2 separate regions of the Homo sapiens genome follow, and region 2 is linked to region 1. The links are chromatin loops, found by intact Hi-C in ENCODE. Cell type or tissue: OCI-LY7. All regions are shown on one strand. Links, peaks and the distances in the headings refer to the core of each region. The heading gives the core; the rest is flanking DNA.

The links. Peaks named below come from ENCODE experiments on the same cell type or tissue, not always from the same donor. Only the 100,000 strongest peaks of a DNase experiment are listed, where the experiment ranks them.
Region 2: a loop joins it to region 1, with 4 times the contacts of the local background. A loop is called at or near these places in 2 of 110 quality-filtered maps.

Annotation. Positions count from the first base shown.
Region 1 is chr5:66,696,486-66,705,799 of GRCh38, reverse strand. The region is part of intron 1 of MAST4 (microtubule associated serine/threonine kinase family member 4); the gene reads right to left. Among named protein-coding and RNA genes, the nearest start is that of MAST4, 100 kb to the right of the region's middle. In OCI-LY7, for the core only: no CTCF peak of the experiment used is centred there; DNase peaks (open chromatin) are centred at 4,319 and 5,759; H3K4me3 peaks cover 404 bases; H3K27ac peaks cover 1,617 bases.
Region 2 is chr5:66,619,001-66,628,314 of GRCh38, reverse strand. All of the region lies in intron 1 of MAST4 (microtubule associated serine/threonine kinase family member 4), which reads right to left. Among named protein-coding and RNA genes, the nearest start is that of MAST4, 27 kb to the right of the region's middle. RefSeq lists enhancers at 3,808-3,867, 3,968-4,017. In OCI-LY7, for the core only: no CTCF peak of the experiment used is centred there; a DNase peak (open chromatin) is centred at 4,073; H3K4me3 peaks cover 611 bases; H3K27ac peaks cover 1,203 bases.

The sequences.
Region 1 (9,314 bases), core at 632-8,631:
TGCAAAAGGGTTTTGAATTTATTAATTTTCATTGCATGACTGATTAACCCTTTATTACAGCAAAATGAATATATGGTAAGGGAATCAAGAAAACATATCTTCTGATTAAAAAATCATGAAGCTTTGAGTGCTCAGTTTTTAAATACTAGTTAAGTGCCAGGCATATGGCTACAAAAATACATTCTGAAAATGCAGTTTTGTAGTCAACTAGGTTTTCATTTCACAGCATTTTAAATGGAAGTGTCAAAGTAGACTCAGGGGAACCTGAAACCGTTCCTGTGAAACATGATTTGACTCTGCTGTCCAATATAACACCACAACATTCATCTGTATAATTATATATTTGGCTCAGATTTCCTTTTATCATTTATATCTTTTGTTTTTATCTTTAAAAAAATCCCTATATGCAGCAGCGATTAGAAACACACCTGGGAGTTTTCTAGAACTGAAGCAGCACATGTATTTAATTACAGTGAGGTTTCTGGTGTTATCATTCTAAACATGCTCATGCTATACCCATTAAAAATAGAAAAAAGGAAGCTACAGGAAATGCAGACAGCACCACAGTAAGTTTAGTCTTTAGATAATCTCAAGTGAATTTGTGCAAGCAGAATTCCAAACTACCACATGTAAATAAAAAGCAGGAAACCTGATCCTCCAATTTCCACTCTCTAGAGATGGCTTACGGGACATTTCTGGAATGAATTTCCATCCAAAAACTAGGTCAGCAGAGGAACTATGGATGACTGTGGAGCAACAATTTCTGTGGCTTGGTGGGCACCTAACATTCACAGCTTGATCCCAGGCCAGGAAGAACAAAAACTCTCCTGCTGGGTTGAGTGACCCCACCTCTAGGACTGCTTAGCACTCTAAAACAGCTGAAACTTCTCCCTGACTGCTTTCCGAGAAGCAAGCTCAAGATTCTTACATATGAAAAGAATACACAAAAGACAAGAAAGAGGAAAGTGAAGGAGCAAGAACAACAGTGATTAGCAGCAAGCTTTTAAGAGTGGAAGACACGCCTGTAATCCCAGCACTTTGGGAGGCTGAGGCAGGCGGATCACGAGGTCAGGAGATAGAGACCATCCTGGCTAACACGGTGAAACCCTGTCTCTGCTAAAAATACAAAAAATTAGCCAAGCATGGTGGCAAGCGCCTGTAGTACCAGCTGCTCAGGAGGCTGAGGCGGGAGAATGGCGTGAACCCGGGAGGCAGAGCTTGCAGTGAGCCGAGATCGTGCCACTGCACTCCATCCAGCCTGGGTGACAGAGCGAGACTCCGTCTCAAAAAAAAAAAAAAAAAAAAAAGAACAACAAGCAACAGAGAGGATGCAGAAGAAAGGAGCTTTCAACAGAGATGAAGGATGGAACAGCAGCTCTATGGTCAGGTCAACAAAGTCTAGCCTGTAGCTCAAAACTGAGGCCTGTTACATAGACAGGAGTAACTTATTAACTGATTTATATGCACCCAATGAAGTAGTTCTCAGGATCCCCATTTCACAGATAAGGAAACTGATGTTGAACACTTGGCACTTAGTATGTACTTGATACACTACAGCTATTTTTCTGATGAACAAATGAGTCAACCCAACGGTGTGTACTTCTGCAAGGGTGATTTGAGCACTCCAAATAGACGTGGTATAATAAAATGAGATACAAATGGTTACAGGGAAAAAAAACCTCAGGTACTTAAGAAGTGTGTTTCTTAATCATAAAACTCTGGAACATACTAACCTAGGAACATTATAATGTTAATGAAACCTAGTCTATTTGGCCTTCCTCTACCCTGGCAATCACTAAAAACACACTGACCAACATCATCCACCTAAACACTCTTATACTTTATGTAAAACATGGACAAGGTAATGTTGTTTGTTGTGTTAATGCTTCAGGTTCCTATAAAAGTTTGTGACTCAAAATGTTATGATCTTTGTGTTTCCAAGGCAGCTCACATTTTCTGATTGCCTAAAGAGATCAAACTGGAGCAGAGATAAACATACTTCTTTCCTCCTGATTTGATCTCCTGTATACTAGCTTAATGACTATTTCCGAACCTTGGACATGCCTAAGAATAACAAAACCATTCTTCTGGAGAGAACAGGGAGTGACTGTAAATGAGCATGAGGGCAACAACTCTGTATGTTTACTAAAAAATCATTGAATGGTACACACAAGATGAGCACATTTTATGTGTATAAAGTATATCCCAATAAAGCTGTTAAAAAACAACACTCCACTGCTGCATCCATTGCTGCATCCCTATAGAGTTCACCCTGCAGAAGTTGGGTCACTGGCTCTGGAGAGAAAGTGCTGATCTTGCTACTCCCATTCCCTATCCCTACACCCCCATGCTCCCACCGATTCAACTAATAAACCTAGATATTACTCAAAATGTAAAGTGATTTTATGACAATGATCATCCATGCATACATATAAGATGGTCAATATTACTGCTTTTACATGACTTGGTAAAGGCATCATTTTTCAGGCTGCTCATGCCATAAATGCTGCACAAAGTAAGCTTAAAACTTAAGAACTCTTATCATGTCAGCGTCATCTTCTTCCCGAATCTGTTTGCTGGGAATCAAGCCTTTCTCAAAATGCCAAAGGAATTCTTGAGAAGCTGAGAGCCTCCTACCCCCTACTCCCCTCCCCACATGAGGAACACACTCATGAAGGATGGAGAATGCACTAGCAGTGCTACGCCAGCCACCTCGTCAGGGGAGGGGAGCCACAAGGATGTGCATTTAATCCATAATGAATCCTAACAGGTCCACCCTTCAAATAGGTCCAGGTTCTGGTCCCATCTGGCCACTTCCTTGTAAAGCCACTGACATCCCCCTTCTGAACTCCTACAAGGGCATCTTCACTGATCTCCCCGCTTCCACCAACTTTCCTGTGGTCTATTCTCAACACAGCAGCCAGAGTGATCCTCTCAGAACGTTAAGTTGAATTATATTACTCCTCACACTGAAACCCTCTGGTGGCTTTGCATCCACTCAGTACAAAAGGCCAAGACTTAACAATGGCCTCAAGGTCCTACCTGATTAGGTCTCTGGTAACTTTCTGATTTCCTCTGTCAACCTGCCCTTCCTTTCTTGCCTGTTCTGCTCCAGCCACACTCACCTCTTTATCTTCAAACACAGTCCTGCCTCAGGGTCTTTGCATTTGCTGCTCCTCTGCCTGAAAGCCTCCTGCTGCAGATTCCCTTAAAAGTTGGCTGTCTCATTTCATTCTGGCCTCTACCCAAATGTTACCCTAACCGAAAGGCCTTCCTTGACCAACTTATCTAAAATATCACTCCCCACATACACACACAGCATCCGTCCATGGCCCTCCTACCCTGCTTTATTTTTATCTTAGCACGCCACTGGACCACTGACATAACGTAACTATTTCTGTGTTGCCCATCACCACATTCCCTCTACCCCTAATGTCAGCTCCATGAGAGGAAAGACTATCTTCAGAGCCTGGAATGGAGCCTGCCCGTAGAAAGTTCTAAATAAATACTTGGTGGTAATAAGTGAATAAAAACAAGAGTGAACCCCATGGCAGTCGAGGGACCACTGGGATGAGGATCCTCTGCTCTGCATAAGGCAGTTACCCACTCCTGGGCCAGCAGGTCCAGCAGCCGATGCTCCCATTCCCTGATGGGAGAAAGAGGAAAGGGCCAAGGAGCCAATCAACATTATAGACTTTTTCTATCATGAAACTTCAAAGTCTGCTCCTGGGAGCAGCACTCACTCAGGACTCACAATTATCTGAGCAAAAGTGATCATATCCCAAAACATTTCCACAGGGAAAAATATTTTTTCAGTAACAAGAATAAAGACAAAAGTGAATGTAAAAGCCTAGTATATTTTGAACTATATATGAATTTAATTTTCTAAAGTTTTTAACTTGCAAAGTTCATGTTTTAGGTAGAGTATAGTCCTCTAAAAGGTGAAAACCAATTCTCATAGGGAATTTTCATTAAAAAAAATCCTATAACCTATAAGGTTGATATGATCATCATTTCCATTTGATAAAATAATAGATGGAGGTTAAAAAACCTGAAGCAACTCACTCAAGGCAGTGAAATTCCAGCATCAGGACCTGACCTTATTTTTTATTTCAAATGCACGACTTTTTCCATGATTTATGTTGTGTTTACAGAAAACCAAGTTCAGAAAACAGAAAAAGTAATCTTTGAAATGAAGACTTCACTAAAGAAGCATCCAAATTCAAATAGCAATAGCTTTGAACTCTTGAGAAACTCAGTGTGCTGGATCAGAAAACCAAGGCCTAATGTACCACAAAAACTAGACAGCTAAACACACCTGGGCTTGAAATACAGATAAGCAAGGAAGTGAAACAGAAAATTAGACAAGAGCTACAGACCCCTCTCTGTGAGGAGAGACACGGGGATGCACCTTACTAATTGTAAAGAACCAGGCAGAACAACAGAGAAAACACAGTGGGGTACTATAAGACATTGAGTAGCAGTTTCATAATCTCTCAAAATGTATTTAAAGTAAATTCATTAAAAAGCAAGTTGTATGATTTATCTCAAAGGTCATGGAATCACTGCGTGCCCATACAACCTATAAAGAGAAACAGCCAAGTTTTGGTCACTTGCTAGAATGCAAACCTTAAGTTAATCATGATTTGTTGAAACATGTTCAAAAATGCACTAGTAATGACTTCAATAAAATAGTAATGATAACCAATAATTATTTTGGTAATTACTTAATTACATTAATGATTATATTCATGATTAATAAATGTGCTTTATTATTAGGAAATGTAAATAGCACTTATAATGCAACACAGAAGATTAAAAACATATTTGCAAACAGTCTTAAATAATTCCCAAGATGATCTCAGTATATTAATATTAAAAGATCTAAAGAGCCATAAGCAATCCATTTTATACAAATAAAAGGACACTTGAATATGTTATCCACAAGTTCTAATACACCGATGTGTATATATGTGTGTGTGTGTGTGTGTGTGTGTGTATATATATATATATATATAATTTTTTTTTTAATCTCACAGCCTCATTTCCATACAGAGAAAGGACTTGCTTAGAGTCAGTTGTTGTTTTTTTTGTTTTTGTTTTTTTTGTTTGAGAGATGGAGTCTCACTCTGTTGTTGCCCAGGCTGGAATGCAATGGCATGATCTCGGCTCACTGCAACCTCTGCCTCCTGGGTTCAAGCAATTCTCGTGCCTCAGCCTCCCAGTTAGCTGGGATTACAGGTGCCCACTACCACCAGCCCGGCTAGTTTTTATATTTTTAGTAGAGGTGGGGTTCTGCCATGCTGGCCAGGCTGGTCTTGAACTCCTGACCTCAGGTGATCCACCCACCAGTTCTGACAAGGTTAATATAAAATTCAAAACATTTAAGTGTATCATATCAAAATTTAAGGCTTAAAGGATTTTATCAAGATTAAAGATAATTTGAATACAAAAAAAAAGAGCGAGAACAAAAATTTGTATGGGGTTACAATGGAGTGATAAACCATCACAATTTTCCATCATGAAATAATAGAATCATTTCTATAAAATATCTTGCTAAGAAATGCAAAGGTAATATAATTCTGCTTTTCGAACTACAGTTAATTATTCTCTTTGCTGCCAATAGAGAAAACAAAATTATCAGTTTCCATTTTGGCCATAACACCCTTATTATGCCTCAAGGGAGAAGGGGAGGGAAATAGAGGCAAAGCCACAGAGCAGAAGACACTGGGCTGCAGTCAACACCAAAAATGTCGGTAATAGCAACCATGCAGCTAGTTTCACAATCACAGCTGCACTGTTAATAATTGATTCATTCATGCAAGAAAAATGTGTTGTATACCTACTATGAGACAAAGAGTTTGGGGTTTGTTTTTTTTTTTAAGTTCCGGGATATATGTGCAGAATATGCACGTTTGTTACACAGGCAAATGTGTGCCACGGTGGTTTGCTGCACCCATCAACCCATCACCTAGGTATTAAGCCCCGCATGCATTAGCTATTTATCCTGATGTTCTCCCTCCCTTCCCCCCCGCCCCACCAACAGGCCCTGGTGTGTGTTGTTCCCCTCCCTGTGTCCATGTGTTCTCATTGTTCAGCTCCCACTTATGAGTGAGAACACGTGGTGTTTGGTTTTCTGTTCCTGTGTTAGTCTGCTAAGACTGATGGTTTCCAGCTTCATCCATGACTCTACAAAGGACCTGATCTCATTCCTTTTTATGGCTGCACAGTATTCCATGATGTATATGTACCATATTTTCTTCATCCAGTCTATCACTGATGGGCATTTGGGTTGGTCCATGAGACAAAGAGAATTAATGGATTGGTGACTAACAAAAAAATCCCTCTGGAACTTCTGCTCAAAGTGAGATGGATGAACATCAACAAAAACAGTTCCACCCCTTAGGGCCTGCAGTTCTCTGGAGAAAAAATAAAATAGGGCAATGTGCTAAAGAATTCCAGGGCTTGGGGGAGGGTGTGCTGCTGGGGCAGTCAGGAAACTTCTGAGAAAGATAACATTTGACTGAGAATTAAATGATAAGATGGTGTGACTATAAGATCTAAGGAAGGGAACATTTAAGGAAGAAATAACAGCAAACCCAAAGACTCTGAGATGAGAACAGGGTACCAGTGAGGAAGACAGAGGACTAACATGGCTGGGGGAGATTGTGCCGGAGGGCGTGTCAGGGTGGAAGATGGGGACTGGATCACATAGGGCCTGGAGGTGGTAAACTAGTATCCTAGTTGTACTGAGATGCTATCAATAGATTCTAAGCAGAGAAATGATATAAACTGGTTTATACTTTAAACAAGATAAAAGCTGACAAACAGAGATTGGACTATAGGGAGGTAAAAGTGGAAGCAGAGAGACCAAGGAAGTACAAGAGTTCAAGTGAGAACGGGGGTGTCCCACAGAAGGGTTATGCCCATGGAGGGAGAGTTTAAAGGCAGTGGCCACAGAACTCACAGAACTTGTGTGGGGGATGTGAAGAACACTAGGGGAATGAAGAACAATTCACATCTTGGGGGTCTAAGGGTATGTGGTGGTGCCATTTATGAGATGGGGAAGCAAAAGCTCTGTTATGCTAAGATGCCCAGCAGATATCCAAGTGGAGATGCCAGGCAGACAGATGGATCATAAATATGGAGTTCCTGTGAGAGATCAGTGCTGGAGCCAGAGATACAGGAGACACTCCTTACAGGCAGTATTTAGAGTTGAGGGCTGGATAGCTGAATCACTTAAAGCAAATGTCCAGATGGAGGAGAGAGCCAAGAATAAAACACCAAACTACTCCAACCTCCATAGACTGGGCAGAGAAAGAGGTACCTGTAAAAGAGATAGAGAAGCAGCAGCCAGCAAGGGGGTAGGACAGCCAGGAACAGATAGGGACACAGTAGCCTAAGAAGGGAGGGGGCAGGAGTGGGGATGGGTGGAAAGGGGTGGGTAAGACAGCTGAGAGTAGGGTTGAGACAAGGAGAGGAGGAGGGAATGAGAATGAGTAAGATGGGACAGCAGAGCTGAGGTTACACCAGTGAGATTGATTACTCAGCTGTCTCCAAGATACTCAGCTGCGGGAACTAAGAGTGTGGGTACTTGGATTTACAAAATCAGGGCTGTGTTAAGCCCAGTCCATCAGGTGAGAGAGAGGCAAGGGATTTTGCAGGAGTCCAGACTACATACTCTAAAGTGGGTTAGGAGGGAAGCCAGGCCACGAGATGGGTGGTGGATAGCGAAACAGGTAGAGCCACTGAAGCAGAGGTTCCCAAGGAGAAATGAAGTACACACGAGTGGAAGGACAGAAAGTGGTGGTTAGGTCATGGAATGTTGGGAATCGAGTTAGGACGTGCTGTAGCTTATGGGTGTTGACTTAGCTTAGGACAGCAGCAGTTCCTGAAGACTTTGGTTTCAGGCCCCCTTTGTACTCATAAATGTTATTAGGTGTCATATCTATGATAAATCCTTGTGATTATATCTGTTGATATTTACCATATTAGAAATTAAAGCAGACATTTAAAAAACATTAGTTCGCCCTGATTCAAGCACCAGAGAAGAAAATAAAAAATAATAATTCATTTAAAAATAAATCTATTACATGTTAGCATAATGGTGAAAGAGTGCCATTGTTTTTACCTTTTTGCAAATCTCTTGGGTGTCCAGCTTAAAAGACAGCTGCATTCTCATATCTGCTTCTGCACTCAATCTATTGTGGTATCTTATTTTGGTTCAATTGCCTGAAGAAAATTTGCCCTTGCACAGACACATGTGGTTGCAAAAAGTAAGGACTATTGTAACAGACTTTCAGATAATTGTGGAAATTCTTCAACACTACCCTAAAACTCAACAAGTACTAGTTTCTTAAAGGTTATTTGTAATTAAAATTTCAAACCATATCAATGAACTTTCTGATATGGTTATCATTAATGTATTAGTCTATCTTGCATTTTGAATGGATCTTTTATCCATGCATAATTTTGAAACATCGTACATCGGTCACTTGGAAAATACTGGTTCCTTAAGTTATACAGATGTTCCAAAAACAGACACATGAAAAAAGTCTTTAAATATTGGGAAGCTCTCAAGTTCAGGGTAGCAGATATAAGTTTTCCAAAACCCTAATTTTCACTTGAAGACTTAAAATCACTGGCAACAAGTACAGTTGTTTTCCTTGAAGTGAGAAGTTGACTTCTTTCCATTCAAGAAAGTGTCTGCCAAATGTCTACATCTGATAACCATAGTCTGTCCACCGATCGCACAAGTGCTTCTCCTTGAGACAACCATATTTCATTGTGCAGAAATGCTGTATGCATACTTCCCATTTCATCACGCAGAATATTTTTTAAAAGTACTCTCAAGGGTTAAGATACAATAAAATTAAGAATTTTTTTTACTGCTTCATCAGGATATTAAGTGAAAGTGCCATTATTTACTGCAAGTGAGTGGCAGAAGGATGCAATAACTACTAGTACTGTTGTTGGACACTAGAGTGCTAGCAATTTTACTCACCATTGCTTTTGCCAATCAGTGCAAATGTAAATGCAGTAAAAAAAAAAATGCAGATGATATCTCGGTATTATTATAAAAACAATTTTAATCTTGCAGATTCTTGAAAGGATCTAGTGGGTGACCCACCACACTTTGAGAACCAATTGCTAGCATAGAGTATGACCATGAATGCATGTGTGCAGCTGAAGTTGGGGGAAGAAAACATAGTTGGACTGAGGAAGCCGAGCACCAGAGCGGTCAGAATGTTGACTTGACCATCATGTTGATGCTCAAGTTATGAGAATGACAGAAGTATTCAGGAAAAGGGGTG
Region 2 (9,314 bases), core at 503-8,502, 77 kb after region 1:
TGCTTGTCACTCCAGCACTTTGGAAGGTCAAGGCGGGAGGAATGCTTGAACCTAGGAGTTTGAGACCAGCCTAGGCAACATACGGAAATCCCACCTCCACAAAAAATAAACAATATTTAGCCAGTGTGGTGGCGTGTGCCTATAGTCCTAGCTGCTCGGGAGGCTAGAGTGGGAGGATCACTTGAGCTCAGGAGATTCAAGGCTGCAGTGAGCTATAATTACACCACTGCACTATAGTCTGGGCGAGAGAGCAAAACTCTGTCTCTAAAACAAGAAACAACAACAACAAACACTTAAAAATCAATTTTAAAAAATTTTAAAAATCAAAGAAACTTTTGTTTTTAGCAACATAAAATAGCAATTGGTAGGGGTGGGGTGGGGGGCAGAACACAGATGGCATTTTGTCCAGAGGAGCTGAAAGGTACTTAATCTGTTCAAACTTCCAGTAACTCTGAAAGGGCATAGTGTGAACCCAATGAAACTGGAGTGACAATATGCAAGATCCCACAGTCACATGACTTAACTGGGAATAAACCAATGAAAATGTTGTAAAAGCAGCTTTACAGCTCCCTATTTCAGCTTTTTTTTTTTAACAGATAAACTCTAGTTTTTGCTAGAAGTTTTTTCTTTAATAATACTAAAATGATAATGACCATGATAAATGGTTAGAAGAAAGATGGCAGTCATTAATGCAGGTCACAGATGCCCAAATTGTATATGCTGAGTTTAATTATTTGCAGCCATTGATCTAAAAATTCTCACACGAACACAATGTTCTAAAGCAAGTCATCTATGACTGCTACCCTGGTGAAGTCTTACTTCTCAGTCTTGCCTTCCTTTCAGTAGCACTGAACATGGTTGATCACATCTTCTTCCTCAAAACACCATTTTATGCTCCTTCCAGGACACCACTGTTTTCCTTTTAAACCTTCATATGGTTTGGCGTGAACCCACCCAAATCTAATCTTTTAGTTCCCATAATCTCCATGTGTCATGGGAAGGACCTGGTGGGAGGTAACTGAAGAATGGGAGTAGTTATCCCCATGCTGCCTTTCTCGTGATAGTGAGTGAGTTCTCACAAGATCTGATGGCTTTATAAGGGTCTTTTCCCCCTTTTGCTTGGCACTTCTCCTTGCTGCTGCATGTGAAGAAGGACATGTTTGCTTCCCCTTCCGCCCAAATTGTAAGTTTCCTAAGGCCTCCCCAGCCCTGCTGAACTGTGAGTCAATTAAGCCGCTTTCCTTTATAAATTACCCAGTCTCACATGTCTTTATTAGCAGCATTAGAACAAACTAATACAAACCTCCTATCTTTGGCCATTTGACTTAGTATCCTTTGCTAGTTGCTTCGTATCTTCCTGACCTGTAAGTCATGAAGTGCCTTGGGCACTGCTAACTATCCCAATGATCCCATTGGTCCCACAGCTTTCCCTACCAGCAGACTCCCCAAACATCCCTCGCTTAGGTGTCCCTTCCTGACTTCCAGGCTTTTATCCAACTTTTTTCCTCACATCTCCACTTAGGTGTTTAACAGAAATCTCAACCCTCACCCCTTGAAAGGATTTTATACCTTTTATACCTTACAGCATGGCATTTTCAGCACTGACATATAACTCTCTAATGAGATAAAGGTAAAACTAAAGCATTTGTCTTATAAGATACAGGAAACACTGCTTACAGTCTTTAAATCATTACTGCACTTTAACTGTCATAAATTTGCAATGCATTTGGGAAACAATTTGCAAATGTTCTAGCTGAGAATTTACAGAACATTTTAAGCAGATATTACTGTCCTAAATTGCTTATTGGTGCTGTATTTTACATGTTACTTAAATGTACTAACAGTGCAGCGGAAGAGTATTGCACCTTCTCCAAGATATACAGTGAGAACCATCAGTAGTGCATGGAACCCATGATTTTTCTTAACAGCTCTATTTAGATATTGTGAACATGAAAACTGTGTATTTAAGGGGTACAACTTGATGCTTTGGAAAACATATACATTGTGAAATGCATCTCTATTACCCCTACAGTTATCATTTGTGCACGTGTGTATATGAGAAGATTTAAGATCTACCCTTTTAGCAAATTCTAAGTATATAATAAAATATTATCTTCGACATGCTGTACATTAGATCTTCAGAACTTCATCTACCGTTAACTGAAACTTTGTACCCTTTGACTAATATCATCCCATAACCACTCTCCTCTCTGCTTCTATACATTTTAGATTTTAGATTATTTATATTTTAGATTCTATGTTAAGTTATATCATGCAATATTTCTTTCTGTGTCTCATTTTGCTTAGCATAATGTCCTCTGGCTCCACCCATGTTGTTGCAAATAGGATTTCCTTCTTTTTAAAGGCAGAATAATATTCCATTGTACACATATATACCACATTTTCTTTACTCATCTGTTGAGTGACATTTAGGTTGTTTCTACATCTTTGTTACTGTGAATAATGCTAAGAACATGAGTGCAAGTATCTCTTTATGATCCTGATTTCAGTTCCTTTGACTATCTAACCAGAAGTAGAATTGCTGGGCCCTATGGTGCTTCCTTTTTTAATCTTCTGAGGAATTTCCATACTGTTTTCCATAATGGCTATACTAATTTACATTCCCAGCTGTGTACTAGGATTCCCATTTCTCCATATCCTCGCCAACATTTATCTGTTCTTTTTATGGTTTTGACTCTTTTTCCTGATGATGAAAGATGTTGAGCACCTTTAAATATACCTGTTAGCCATTTAAATTTTCTCTTTTGACAAGTACCTATTTAGGTACTTTGCCCGTTTAATTGGATTATTTGTATTTTTGGTATTGAGTTGTATTCACTCTTCATATATTTTGGATGTTAATCCCTTATTAGATACACAGTTTGCTAATATTTTTACTCAACAAGGGTTATATCCCTGTCATGGGGGTAACAGGCCAGCATTTACAGTGCTGCCATGAGGAATATTGTATTTATAAATGGTGCTTTTGTTGGAAAACATCCTTCTGCAGGCTTAAAGACCACAGAAGGAAACCGAATGCAACAGAGGTAGGTTTTCTCCCATTCTGTAGGTTGTCTTTTCATTTATCTCAACCTGAATCCCATATGCAATATAATCTTGCTGGAGAAGACACACACACGCACACATGAAGGAAAGGAACAATAAGGCCAAGTGTCACAGTGAGCTGAGGGAGACCACCAGAGTTAGGAGAATATAAATAGTTAATGTTTTTTGTATGCTAGGTCATGCTCTAGAGCTTTGCATGTACAAAAAAATAACACTTCATTTTGATTATTTCCTTTGCTACGACGAAGCTTTTTAGTTTTATGTAATACCATTTTTGCTTTTGTTGCTATATCCAAAAAATTATTGCCAAGACCAAGGTCAAGGTTTTCCCTGTTTTCTTCTAGGAGTTTTACAATTGCAAGTCTTATGTTAAAGTCTTTCATCCATTTTGAGTTGATTTCTGTGACCAGTATGAGACAGGCGTCCAATTTTATTCTTTTGCTGAAAAGTCTATCCTTTCCCCGTTACACACTTGGCACTCTTACAGAAATTGTTGACCATAAATATGTAGGTTTATTTCTGGGCTCTCTATTCTTTTCCACTGGCCAGTATATCTGCTTTTATAGCAGTACCATGCTGTTGTGATTACTATAGCGTTGTAATATAATTTGAAGTCAGGAAGTTGGATGCCTCCAGCTTTGTTCTTCTTGCTCAAGATTGTTTTGGCTATTCAGGGTCTTTTGTGGTCCCATATACATTTTAGGGTTAGTTTTTTTATTTCTGTAAAAGATACCATTGAGAGTTTGATAGGAATTACTTTGAATCTGTTGTTTGGCATAGTATAAACATTTAAACAGGCCGGGCGCTGTGGCTCACACCTATAATCCCAGCACTTTGGGAGGCCGAGGCGGGCAGATCACGAGGTCAGGAGATTGAGACCATCCTGACTAATACGGTGAAACCCCATCTCTACTAAAAATACAAAAAAATTAGCCAGGCGTGGCAGCATGCACCTGTAGTCCCAGCTGCTGGGGAGGCTGAGGCAAGAGAATGGCATGAAACCGGGAGGCAGAGCTTGCAGTGAGCCGAGATCATGCCACTTGCACTCCAGCCTGGGTGACAAAGCAAGACTCCATCTCAAAAAAAAAAAAAAAAAAAAAAACATTTTAACAATATTAATTCTTCCAATCTGTGAACATGAGATCTTTCCATTTGTTTTAAATTTCCTTCATCAATATTTTATAATTAAATGTACAAGTCTCTCACCTCCTTAATTCCTAAGTATTTTATCTTTTCTTGCTAATGTAAATGAGATTCTCTTAATTTTCCTTTTAGAGAGTTTATTGTTGATGTACAGATATGCCACTGTTTTTGTATGTTGATTTTTGTATCTTACTTTACTGAATTCACTGATCAGTTCTAACAGTTTTTGTGAAGTCTTTAGGATTTTCCATGTATATATGATCATGACACCTGCAAACAGATAATTTTGCCTCTTCCCTTCCAATTTGAATGCCTTTTCTTTTTCCTGTCTGTTTTCTCTGCCTAGGACTTCCAGTACAATGTCGAAGAGAAGTGATGACATATGGCATCCTTGCCTTGCTCCAAATCTTAGAGGAAAAACTAAGTTTTAGCCCATTGATTATAGCGTTAGTTGTGGGTCCTTCATATATGGCTTTTACTAAGTTCCTCTTATGCCTATTTGGTTCAGAGTTTTTAATCATAAAATAATGTTAATTTTTGTCAAATATTTTTTCTGCATCTGATGAAATGATGTTTTTATCTTCTATGCTGTGAATGTGGCATATCATATTGTATGTACATTGAACCATCCTTGCATCCCAGGGATAAATCCCACTTGGTCATGATGTATGATCCTTAAAATGTGCTACTGAATGATATTTGCTAGTACTTTATTGAGGATTTTTGCATCTATGTTTATCAGGGATTATAGCCTGTAGTTTTCTTTTCTTGTGGTGTCTTTGTCTGGCTTTGGAATCAGGGTGACACTGGCCTCATAAAATGAGTCTGGGAATGTTTCCTCTTCTACTTTTTGAAAAGCATTTAAGAGGGCTTGGTATTAGTTTTTTGAACCATGGTTCTTATAAGGCCATAATCCTTGTAGCTACAGATGTCAGCCCACACATCTCTCTGTGTTTGAGGGCTTCCCTGGTGACCCACTGGATATCAGGGTTTCTTTTGATAACTTTATGGATCAAAAGGGATTCACCCAAAGGATCTGGGTCATCTTCACCTGTCCCATAGGAATTCAGGACTCTCAGGGACCCATAGTAGCACAAAGTCCATAACTTAGCAACAGACTGAAGGCTATGAGCAAACCCCACCACGGACAGCACAAGCTGCAGCCTTAGGAACAGGGCACCTATGGCCATTAGGGCACACACAAACCCAGAAGATGGCATAACCTTGGTTAGCTTGACATCTCTGTCTGGTGCTTTATTGGGTCTGGGATTCTGTGCCGCAAGGTTGTTATTAGGCTGGTTGTCTGACATCTTCCCCACTCCATAAATGGCACTCTACCCTTTGAGTTCACCTGGCCAAAAACTTGGAAGTCCTCTTTGATTTTTCCAGTTATCATCTTCCATTTTCACTCTGTGAGCAAACCCTGTCAAGTTTATGTTCAATACACATCCTGAGCCTGTTTGCTTCTTACCACCTCTATTGTCAACCTGCTCCAAGCACCATCACCTCTAACCTGATTACTGCAGTAACCCTTAACTGATTCTCTGTTTTCACTCCAAGCCTCTTTAATCTATTATCCATACAGAAGCCAGTGAGCCTGTTAAAAATTAGATCTTGTCACCCTTCTACTTAAAACCTTCCAGTGACTATGCAACTGATTTCCAAGTTAGAAAAAAAAAAAAAAAGCCTTACAAGGACATACAAGGTCACATGACATGGCCTTACACTTCATTCCTAGCCTTTGATCTCATCTCCTACAACTCTCTCCCACACTTGTTCTGCTCCACTCTGGCCTTCTTACCATTCTTCGAATTCTCCAGATATGTTCCATCTCAGGGCCTTTGCACTTGCTGTTTCCCCTTCTCTCCAGATAGACACATGGCCAAACACATCATCTTGTTCAAATCTTTACACAAGTCACTTTCACGGAAACATCTTCCTCGACCATGCTGTCAAAATCTATAAATATCCCTCACCCCACACCCCAGCACTCCATATTCCATTTTTTTTTTCTCCTTAGGGTACACTACCATGTAACACAGAGGTCTGCAAACTAAGGAGGACTGTGGGTCAAATCTGGCCCGCTGCATGATTCTGTAAATAGCAGTGTTGTTGGAACACAGCTATATCCTTTCATGGACGTATTGGCTATGGCTGCTCTCACACTACAGTGGCAGAGTTGAGTAGTTGCGACAAAAACCATCTGGCCCACAAAGCCTGAAGTATTTACTATTTGGCCCTCTATAGAAGACGACTGTCAACTCCTGCTCTAACCCATTGCCTGACATATTATCTGCCTCCCCTCCATGCAATATAAACCCCATGAGACCAGGGACTTTTGCTTGCTTTGTTCATTACTGTATTCCCAGTGCCAGTAACAGTACCCGATGCACAGTAGGTGCTCAATTAGTATTTGTTGGGTAGACGGAGGAATGAATAAATTGGTATGGTTGACTTGAAAGGTCTAGAATACACTAGTGACTTTTTTTAACCATTTTTATTGTGAAATATGCAAAAAATACCTAAAACATAAGAGCAAAGTGTAATAAATAAATATAGAATACTCTTGTAACCACCACTCAAGTAAATAAGAAGATATGGCTAATGCCTTTCAAGTCAAAATAGTGTGCTTCTCTAAAAACCAAATTAACTAAGATGCAAAGTAGAATAAAAGCCCTGTTTTCTCTGCATGCTCTGGTTCTTAGACATGCTATCCAAACATTTTCTCACTGCTACTCATACAATAGCACACTGCGAGACAAAAGAATGAGAAAAATTCCAGAACCTCACTACAAAGCCACCCTGTTAAGGCACATGCCATTTAAGTTGCCTTACAGTAGTGCCTTGGACATTTTGAATATAATCATCTTCTGTTATTTGAGGTCCCCAGAATCAAATTCTACTCTCAAATGAACATGACACTACTGAGGCTCCCACCTATTTATGTAAATCTCCGACTTCATTTTTCTTAAGTATTTCTGATCCCTCAGAACAAAAAATTAACACAGTCATCCTCAACTCCTCTTCATTTATATCTCTCTTCACTTTAACAAGACACTGCTGCTGGTGCTCAGAGAATTCAGGGAAAAAAAAAACAATCTATTTAGAAACAATTCTGACTTAACTGCTGTGTCATTTCCTATACTTGTCTCCCTTTCTCTGAATTAGGGGGGACAGTTGCATTAAAACCGTATCTCTTTTACTTAGAATGCACCTGCTTGGGCTGATTAAGCCACAACTGAAGTCACAATCCTCCACTTTTGAGCTCCCTACCATTCTAACAAAATGAGTTATCACTTCTGGTGAGACATTTAAAAAAAAAAAATCAGGACCTGTAAAAACAGAATTGTCCCCATATGAGGTGGAGAAAAGAGAGATAGACACAGAGGCAGGACGAAAAAAAGATGTAAAAACAAGGACTAGCAAATATTTTCTCATAAAATCTACAAAAATGTTAAGTCTCAACTTACAGATAATTACCATTCCCATAAATGAGACTACTGCTCACAGAGCTAAATTTTTCTCTATTACAGCATTTCTACAGAAATGTCACATATTGTTTTGTTTTACTAAAGGCCATGCTTTGTTGTTTTTTTTAAAGGCTATCAGTTAGGGTTCAATGCCATTATTAACGGCAAGTATTAGAGATAATGTGCCCATACTAATTTCACACAATGATACTTTTTATTATTACAAATAAAGAAGTACTACATAACTTTGTTGAAAAATTTAAAACTGTATTGAGCTTTTACAATATTTTAATTTGTAGGCATAACTTCATATGGTTTTAATGTGGAGGGGAAGTAGTATTGTAGACTTCTATATATTTTCCCCACTCACAAATATTTACATGCAATACAATATAATTGCTTTGTTGTGAAAGTGCTAGAGAAAACACAAGCATCCACCTTCTACTATACCAGGGTTTCATCTTCAGCATCATGGGATATGATGTGTCCTATAGAATATTTTGCTAACAGCGAACTATAATAACCAGGTAACAATTATTTTTAAGTACTATCCCTTTCCTTACTCCATCAAAAAAAAAAAAAAAAAAAGCAACCTAAGTCTTTCATTCCATTTAAGACCTATATTTAAAATACTAAAATTCTGGTATAATATATATCCCATATATTCCACATATCTTGTATAATATATATCCTACTTTCTGATATTTTATATATATTTACAATATATAAAACACTTTTTTCTTTATAGGACTCAAGGACATATACAGTGTTGGTAAGAATTTACAAATCTATTGTTTCAAACAACAAAAAAGGTGACCTTGATATAAATTTTTTTTAAAAATTAAATCTAAATTATTTTATTTCCAGATATATGAGTAAACAAAGCATCACTATGGTAATAAAATAAAGAAGTATGCTGAATAGGAATCTGGCAAAATATGTACAAGGTTAATAAAATTTAAAATATTCCCCAGAATGGAGTCTTCTGAGACTATGCATAGAAATATCTTAGTCATATTGACTCGGTGGAGGGAAAATTAGTTTATTTCATTCCCCTCAACAAACTTACTTTGCCACATACATGAGCTTCCTGTATAGATTCACAAGCACACATCTGTACCCGTGTATATGAGGAGAATGTATCATTCTCTATATCTCTATTAGGAGAAAAGGGTATAAGCAGCTCAACAAAATTCCACAGGATTCTGCAGGCATTGATATTCAACATGAATTTTTATGAGTTTTCAGGGAGAAAAATATTCCTAACGAAGGTTGATAAGACCTGACAGCTCCGAGTGAGTGAAATACATATGCCCTGGGGCTCTCACTCACCAAGTCCCTACTCTGAGGGTGGCACAGCATAATTTGGTACCCAGCAAGCCCCTGATGTGTTTTGAGCTCAAAGATTCAGGAGCAAACATCCCGTCAAGTCCCCAAATGCAAAACCGTCTACTATAGTTACTCCTGGAAAAGTTACTCTCTCACAATGGCCATTCTTCTATTTGAGGAACAAAGCACTAACAAATGACCAAAAAGTATTAGATAGACAAGTGTTATTCTCTTCACCTGCTAATTTCTTCTATTTCACTGTCCCTACTACCCTCCACAAGACTTGGGGTGACAGGCCAGCATTTA